Regions from separate parts of the Homo sapiens genome. Here region 1 is linked to region 2. Evidence: read pairs that join two places in POLR2A ChIA-PET (ENCODE). Cell type or tissue: HepG2. All regions are shown on one strand. Links, peaks and the distances in the headings refer to the core of each region. The heading gives the core; the rest is flanking DNA. Region 1 holds the start of POLR2F-AS1 (POLR2F antisense RNA 1). Region 2 overlaps TMEM184B (transmembrane protein 184B).

Region 1 (4,384 bases), core at 67-4,066, 230 kb after region 2:
GGGCAGGATTTGCAGAGGCCAAGAGGTGTGGGGAGAGCTTAGGTGGAAGGACCAGCACAAGGGAATCTGCTTGGGGAGTGGGGAGGGATGTCAGCCCCCTGGCTAGCAAGGTGGGGTGGGGAGGCTGGGGTGGGATCCTGGAAAGCCCCAGCTCGTCCTAGGCCACGGCCCCAGGTCTCACCTCCCACCACTCCCAGCCCTGGGCCGAAAGCTCCCAACTGGTTTCTCCTCTGGCCTCTGCTCAAGCCCTGCCCCCACCTCCAGTGCGCTCTGTGTCTCTGCTGGCTGCTTCTGACTCATTGTTCCGAGCTGCGCAGGCACAACCCCCTCCAGAAAGCCCAGGCTGACAGGTCTCCCCTGGGATTAGTTCATTCTGTCCCAAGGGGAAGCTGCTATTATTATCCCCATTTTACAGAGGGGGACATTGAGGCTCAGAGAGGGGTCCAGGGCTGCACGGCTGGTGTCAGCGCTGGGATTTCAACTCCAAGTGGCCTGGCTCTCCTTTGAGCTCTTGGCTGCCTCCGCACCCCGCCCCATGCTGGGCACTTCGGTCTCCTTAGAGCTGGTGCAGGAGGTCGCTGGTTTTGCATTATCCCCTCCCCCGCTTCTTGGAGGAGGAAGCTGGAGCCCAGAGAAGGGTTGGGACCTGCCTGCCGCCACGTGGCCAGGAAGTGGCCGAGCAGATTCTGAAGCCAGGAGTGGCTGACCCCACTCCTCTGTGACAGGCCTGGGGAAGCTGCCAGGCCTGGGACGCAGGGGTGCATGGAAGGGAAGAGGCTGTGGCCCGAGGCCCAGTGAGAGCCCAGTGCAGCCCTGGAAGGCGGAAAAGACAACTAGTGGGGATGAGGAGCAGCGTGGACAGGCCCAAGGAGCTGGGGGACAGATGGTGGTGGTGAGGCAGCAAGGCTGAAACGGTGGGAGTAGAGGAAGCAGAAGGGGAGGCGGAAGGAGCTGACAAGGGGAGTCGGGAGGACACCAAGGGGCCATGCCAAGCCCTAGGTTTTGGGGCACTCCTGCCCTGTCCGGGTTCGGCCCCAGCCACTTGACCCCTGGGATGGTGCAGGGAATAGGGGTCAGCGGCGGTCACAACCTCTCTTGACTCCCAGAATCAAAGGGGTTGGGGCCCCAAGTGAGCAGCAAACTTAGAGTCAGCATGGGTCATGAGGAGTCGCCCAGTGCCCTCGTCCACGTCACACCCTCTCCCAGCGAGCACAGGACAGAAGCCTCGAGGCCCTTCCACGGGCACTGTCGTCAGTCAGTGGAGTCACATGGGGGGCAGGCAGCGGGGCCGTGGCGCCTTCCGGTGGCTTCCCCACATCCACCCCTCCCCTCAGGATCCTGCCACCGCTCTTGGAAAACAACTGAGGAAATCAAGTGGAAACACAAATCCGCCACCCAGTCCCTCCCGCTCCGCCGGGGCCAGATCCCATCCCCCAACCCCCACTGCACTGGGGGAGCAGGCTTGGCCTCAGAGGCTGTGCCAGCCCAGCAGGGCTTGCCTTGGCGAGGCTCTGTGGGCACTGGTGATTGGTCCTGGAGTTCCCAGCAGCTGGGCCTGTCTGTCGCCCCATCTGGTCCTACAGAACCAGCCCTACCCCAGAGGGACTGGGTAACCAGGCTTGAACCCCGCTGCAACCTCTAGACTCTGGGATCTGGGGCCAGGGAAATTCCAGCCCTGGCTCTACCAGAGCCTAGCAGGCCGCCCTGGACAAGCGCTTTCTCTCTGTAGGTCTCAAGAGTCCTCATCTGTAAAATGGGAGAGATAAGCCATGCCCCGTCCACCTGAAAAGGCTGGCGAAGAAAGACAGGGCAACTAGGGAGGACAGCTCTGTGCAAAATCTCAAGATTTTGTCCACTTCCTTTTTTTTTTAATTTTCTTTTTTCTTTCTTTTTTTTTTAAGACAGGGTCTCACTCTGGGGCCCAGGCTGGAGTGCGGTATCATGATCACAACTCACTGCAGCCTCAACCTCCTGGGCTCAAAGATGGCTCACAGATGGCTGCTTTGATGTTTACAAGGAGGTGTTGCGTCACAGGTTGGGAGGTCATGAATTATGTCATGCTCCATGTGGGGGACATGAATTATGTCATGCTCCGTGTGGGGGACATGAATTATGGACGGCAGTAAGGGATTCCAGAGGCAGCTCACCAGTGGCCCACGGAGCCCTTCTCAGCTTGGCCTCCCCACCTCCCACCGTGGCCACCCCTCCTGCCCCTGCAGGCCTTCATAACTGCGCATCCAGGCAGCTTCCTTGCTGAAGCACCCTCTCCGCAGAACTCCTGCTCATTCCTCAAGACCCAGCTCGACTGTCTGTCCTCTGTGACACGTCCTGATTCCAGGCAGCATGAGGGGCGTCCGCCACCCCACGTTGGTTCCTACAGCACACTGTGTCAGTGTGGCATCATCCATCCATGTCCCCAATCAGGGTGTGGACAGGGCCTATGCCTCAAGCATCCTGGTTTCCCTGCCCCATGCCCAGTGTTGGGCCTAAGGAATAGCAGAGCTCAGTGGACTATGTGCCTGACTGTGGGCAGAGACCCCGGTCTCTCCTGGGCACACTCAGCCTCGAGGCAGCAGCTCGGCTCCTGACTGATGGATTCAGGGGCAGGTGATGGGTGTGAAGCAGTTTCCCCTGTCAGATACCCGCTGTGCATTTTTGGGAGGACCGTAACAGTGGAACTCCAGAGCTCTCCTGGGAAGATGGCTGTGGTGGAAGGTGAGAGGACACTGGCCAGTTAGAAAATGGATAAAAGCAGGCCAGGTGTGGTGCAGTGGTTCACATCTGTAACCCTGGCACTTTGGGAGGCCAAGGTGAGAGAATTGCTTGAGATCAGGAGTTCAAGACCAGCCTGGGCAACAGAGTGAGACCCTGTCTCTACAAAAAAATTAAAAATTAGCTGGGTGTGGTGGCTTGTGCCTAGGCTTCCAGCTATTTGGAAGGCTGAAGTGGGAGGATCACTTAAGCCCAGGAGGTTGAGGCTGCAGTGAGCCAAGATCGCGCCATTGTACTCCAACCTGGGCCACGGAGCAAGACCCTGTCTCAAAAAAAAAGTAAAAGAAAAAAAAGAAACTGGACAAAATCTCCAGACTTCAGACCAAAACAGAGGCCAAGACAGAGGGGACTAGAATGCTGGGGAGGGGACTACGGATGTGTTTGGAAGGAAAAATTGTCATGGCCGATGACTAGCCATAGGGGATGAAGGGGATGGATGAGTCAAAAATGACTCCGAAGCTTCATGCCTGGGTCACTGGAGAACAGTGGGGCCGTTGATGGGGCAGGGAAGCGGGGAGGGGTTGGTCTGGGGGCAGCATGGTGACGCGGGTTTGAGACATGGACTCACAGCACTTTCAGGCTGGAAGCAACCTTCGGAGGTCACCAGGGTCACACGTGAGGAAGTGGAAGCTGAGTGAGGAGCTGCCACTCAGCCGGGACACCTGTGACATCAGGCGCCTGGGACAGGGTGTTGGTGCTGGTGGGGACCTGGACAGCGGCACAGGGTGTGAAGTCCGTGCCTGCCCAGGTCCTGCACTGGGCTCTGGGGACCTGGTGGTGAATCAGACCCAGTCCCCACACTTAGGGGCTCACTGTTCCATGGAGGAGACAGACATGACTGTAATTACTACCTGGGCTAAGAGGGTGGTGTGGTGAGGACTCAGAGGGCCAAGTCTACCTTGTGGGGGGACGTGGGTAGGAGAAGTAGCCAAGGAACGAGGGCATCCTTGTTGTCAGAAGTAGGCTCCTCCGTGCCAAGAACATCTCATTTAATCCTTGCAACCATCCTGCAGGCTCTGTGGTATTACTGTCCGCATTTTACAGATGAGTTTGAAAAAGATGAAGCAGATTGTCCAGGGCCCTGCAGATGGAATGACACCCAAACTCTCGCTCTTAACCCCTGCGTCTTGGAAGAGGTGTGCTGGAGCTGAGGCCTGACAGAGTAGTAGGAGTTTCCCAAGGGACAAGGAGGGAGGGGGCGACACCGACACTTGCCAAGACCCGTCTTTCCATTGGCAGGGTCTGAAGTGCTGGTGGTCTGTAGCCTGCTTCCTTACCTCTTGCCCAGGGCCTCTCACAGCTCTTCCAGCCCTCGTCCTGTCCCAGGGCCCCTCATTTCACAGACCCTGCCTTTCCCACCCCCTACTGGTGACAGCCGACTGATCTGATGGATTTGTCCAGCAACTGAGCTGGGGGTGGGGTGGGAGAGGGCCTGTTCCTGATCCCCGGGGAACCACTGACCACGCTCCCCAGGCCTTCCCAGCACAACCCTGCCCCCACCCACACCTCCCCACTGCATGACCTCTTCTTATCCCGGGAGTGACCCTGCAAAGCAAGTCATCCCAGAGAAGTGAGGATGTGCCTGAATCACCCAGTGCATAAGCAGCTGAGC
Region 2 (4,384 bases), core at 305-4,304:
GAAACTAATGAATGAAAATATGACCTCAGAAGATTTAAAGAGAGCAAATACCCAGCAACAGAACCTGGGTCCCAGAGACTGTTGGGAGCATGAAATCCCAGGCTGGCCGAAGGAGGAAGTGGGAGAGCAATGGCAGCTGACATCACATGGTGCCAGACCTTCTCAGTGCTTTCTGTGTTCACTCATTATTCCGTCCCTCTCTCTCAGAGGCAGGTATGGCTGCTTCCCCATTTTATAGATGAGGAAGCTAAGGCAAGGAGAGGTTGTGTAACTTGCTCACAGACACAAAGCTAGCCAGTGGCAAAGCTGGAGGTCAGGTCTAGGTGGTCAGGCTCCAGAGTTCTGCGGATTTCACAGCACGGCAGTGGCAGTCGGAAGAACCATTTGTCAGGTGATTGTGGGCAAATGACGTCAGCCCTTCAAACCTCTGTTTTGCATCTGCAAGCTGCTTGCTGCTGCAACAAATTACCAGAAACTTAGTGACTTAAAACACAAATTAGGTCGGGTGCGGTGGCTCACATCTGTAATCCCAGCACTTTGGGAGGCTGAGGTGAGTGGATCACTTGAGGTCAGGAGTTCGAGACCAGCCTGGCCAACATGATGAAACCCTGTCTCTAACAAAAATATAAAAAATTAGCCAGGCATTTGGCCGGGTGTGGTGGATCACGCCTGTAATCCCAGAACTTTGGGAGGACAAGGTGGGCGGAACACAAGGTCAGGAGTTCAAGACCAGCCTGACCAATATGGTGAAAGCCTGTCTCTACTAAGAATACAAAATTAGCAGGACGTGGTGGCACGCGCCTGTAGTCCCAGTTACTGGGAGGCGGAGGTTGCAGTGAGCCAAGATCACGCCACTGCACTCCAGCCTGGGTGACAGAGTGAGACTCCGTCTCACAAAAAAAAAAAAAAAAAAAAGCCAGGCGTGGTGGCACGTGCCTGTAACCCCAGCTACTCTGGAGGCTGAGGTGGGAGAATTGCTTGAACCCAGGAGGCAGAGGTTGCAGTGAGCCGAGATCGCACCACTGCACTCCAGCCTGGGCCACAGAGTGAGACTCCTTCTCAAAAACAAAACAAACACAAATTATAGATTACTTACAATAAGAAAAACCAATAAAATGCATGCGCACACATTAATTATCTCACAGTTTTGGAGGTCAGGTCCAGAATGTGTTTCACTGGACTAAAATCGAGGTGTTGGCAGGGCCATACTCCTTCTGGAGGCTCTGGGGGAGAATTATTTCCCTGCCTCTTCCAGCTCCTAGAGACCACCTCCATCTGTGGCTTGTGGCGCCTTTCGCCATCTGCAAGGGCAGCAGCGTAGCAGCTTCCACTTTCCTCTCTCTGCTTCCTTTGTCACGCTGCCCTCTTCTCGCTCTCTACCTCCTGCCTTCCTCCTACGAGGACCCTTGTGATGACATGGGCCCACCCAGGTTATCCAGGATAATCTCTCATTTCAGGACCCTTAATTCAGTCACTTCTGCAAAGTCCCTTTTGCCATGTAAGGTAGCATGTTCACAGGCTCTGGGGGTTAGGATGTCAACATCTTTGGGGGATTATTCTTCAGCCTACCACACAGCACATAATAAAATCCATGGGCAGAGGGGATAGCAGCAGTAAGGTGTCCCTCAAACATGAGTTAAAATGACTCTGACGATAGAATCTGGGTGAGATGGTGGGATGCTCCCGAAATAAACTCCAAGGCAGGTGGCCAAGTTCAGTGACGACATAGCTGCGTAGCTTATCTGAGAAAGGATGTCTCTGATGGGGGGCCAGCCGGAAGACGTCTTTCCTGGAAGAGGAGGGAGGTGGGGCAGTCTTGGGAGAAGTGAGACTTTGGGTCCCACGGCCAGCTCCTGCCACATTCTCAGTGGATTTCAGGTTGGGAGGAGGGATACCATTACAGTTGAAAATAAACATAGAAATAAACGACACTGGATGTCTGCTTCCTCATCAGCCTCCCTACAGTTCTGGAAGACGGTCCAGGCCCACATCCCCTTCTCTGCTGTTCTAGAATTCAGAACGCTCAGAAATCCCAAAGGTTCTTCTAAGTCTGCAGCAGACTAATTTCTGCTGCAAAAATCTGACCTGAATTGATGTGATACTAATTATGGCCTTTAAAACTATCTTCCTTAGGGTGACTAACAGTATGTTTTCCTATGAAAGTACTATATGTTTGCTTTTGGGGTGTTGCACCCACCCTTCCAGGAGTGTCACTGTGTCTAGCAGCATAATCCTTTCTAAAATCTGAAAAATTCGGCTGGGCACGGTGGCTCATGCCTATAATCCCAGAGCTTTGGGAGGCTGAGGTTGGTGGATCACTTGAGGTCAGGAGTTCGAGACCAGCCTGGCCAATATGGTGAAACTCTGTCTCTACTAAAAATACAAAAATTAGCCGGGCATGTGGCTTATGCCTGTAATCCCAGCTACTAGGAAGGCTGAGGCAGGAGAATCGCTTGAACCTGGGAGGCGGAGGTTGCAGTGAGCCGAGATTGTTCCTCTGTACTCCAGTCTGGGTGACAGAGTGAGACTTAGTCTAAAAAAAAAAAAAAAAAAATTTGGAAAAATTCTAAATTCTTAAACCCATTTAGTCCAAAAGCCTTAGCTACAGGACAGTGCACCTGGACTTTTCTCCCTAAGAAACACAGTCAGAGAGGTCCAGTCACCTGCCTCAGGCCCAGCTTAGGTGATAATGCTGAGGTTCCAACTCAGTTCCCTGTCTCAGAGCCTGGGACAAAGTGCAGACTGCGTGGCCTGGCCTCTTTGCCACCTGCTGGGTGGCGTGTGAATGAGAGACAGGTGTGGAGACTGCACTCACTGGCAGGTAGGCTGTATGTGGGGGAGGTGGGGGTCCTTGAATTTGTTTTCTGTCTGATCTGCAGCCTGGAACTGAGCCAGGGGGCCTTGTCTGGGGAAGGACAGAGAGGCAGAGAGATTGCAGAGGAGAGGGGAATAGCAGCAGCCATTAGGAAGCCTTGGGCCTTTGCCTATCACTATAGCACTGCTCTCCAAACTTCCTTGGATCACACAGCCCTATCAGTAAAAAAGAAACCAGAACAAAACCTCTTGAACATGCACCCCCAATATGTGGATATTGGTGTAATTATAAGTGTATGTTACAATAAGTATACACGTATATTACTTTACTGTTTCAGTGTGTACGTAATAAAACCTACACCAAAAACAGAAACCAAAGGCCAAGCTAAAGATGTAATAAAGAAAATTTTTACTTTGTTGACGGTACAGAAACCTCCTGGGTTCATACACGGGGTCATTTTTTGGAACGTGCGCTTTCGTGATCAGTGAGAGAGAGTTTGGAAGGTCTGGCTGGCTTCACGTTCGGCTTGTTTAGAGACTGGGTTTTAATGGCTGCTTTCCCTGCAAAAGATCCTGTCTGGGACAGGAAGCTGCACACGGAGCAGACGCATCCTTGGCTTTCTTTCTAAATCGGGTTACTCATTTTTCCATCCCGTCCACTGAGTATGCAAAGGATTTGTTGAAATTTGGCCGGTACATTTCCATCCTCCCTGATGCCAATCACGTTTTTGTAAACGAAATGGAAGGTATTTTATTTTAAAATTCTTAACAAGCGAGTCCAAAACCCACTAAAATGCTTTGGAAAATTTTTAATGGACTAGAAAATTCTGTTACGTAGCTTTTTAGGAGTTCAGCTATGAGAGGATTTTTTTTTTCTTTTTAAAGTCAGTGACAGACATATTGTTTTGGTGCATGCCAGTAATACCAGCTACTTGGGAGGCTGAGGCAGGAGAATCACTTGAATTCTGGAGGTGGAGGTTGCCGTGAGTCGAGATCGCGCCATTGCACTCCAGCCTGGGCAACAAGAGCGAAACTCTATCTCAAAAAAAAAAAAAAAAAAAAACTATTAATGTCCACTTCCAGGCTTTGATACTGTACTACAGCTAGACTAGACGTCACCCGTTGAGGAAGCTGGGTGAAGGGCATACAGGACCCTAGATTCTATTTTTGCAATTTCCTGTGAACCTACGATTATTTCAAAATAGAAAGTTTAAAAAGTCTTTATCAAGTACAGATGCACACCGAAGTATTTAACATTACATCTGGGGGACAGGGAAAGATGCAACAAGATTGCGCAGTGTTGCTAACCGTTAAAGCTCAGTGATGGAGAGGTGGAAAAATTCATTACACTATTTGTTCCAGTTTTGTATGTTTGAAATGTTCCATAATAAAAAGCTTTAGACAGCAGAACAACAGATTTTTCTATGAAATGTGTAGTAAGATGGGGAGGGACTCAGTTTGTATCAGAGATTTATTGGTTATCTTGTGGAAAAGCAATCAATAAGGATTGTTGGCCGGGCATGGTGGCTCACGCCTGTAATCCCAGCACTTTGGGAGGCCGAGGTGGGAG

What was found. ChIA-PET counts read pairs that join two places held together with the same protein. Peaks named below come from ENCODE experiments on the same cell type or tissue, not always from the same donor. Only the 100,000 strongest peaks of a DNase experiment are listed, where the experiment ranks them.
Region 1: POLR2A ChIA-PET joins it to region 2 with 5 read pairs; 3 of 35 experiments call an interaction of 5 or more read pairs at or near these places.

Annotation. Positions count from the first base shown.
Region 1 is chr22:38,030,673-38,035,056 of GRCh38, reverse strand. It overlaps POLR2F-AS1 (POLR2F antisense RNA 1), which reads left to right and starts at 829. Exons shown (of 2, transcript NR_199596.1): 1 at 829-892; 2 at 1,902-2,885. It also overlaps a transcript of POLR2F not described here. RefSeq lists enhancers at 164-253, 549-1,824, 2,836-4,035. In HepG2, for the core only: no CTCF peak of the experiment used is centred there; DNase peaks (open chromatin) are centred at 286 and 2,026; H3K27me3 peaks cover 404 bases.
Region 2 is chr22:38,256,471-38,260,854 of GRCh38, reverse strand. The region is part of intron 1 of TMEM184B (transmembrane protein 184B); the gene reads left to right. Among named protein-coding and RNA genes, the nearest start is that of TMEM184B, 14 kb to the left of the region's middle. RefSeq lists enhancers at 1-85, 316-665. In HepG2, for the core only: a CTCF peak has its summit at 2,772 (motif pointing left); a DNase peak (open chromatin) is centred at 2,764.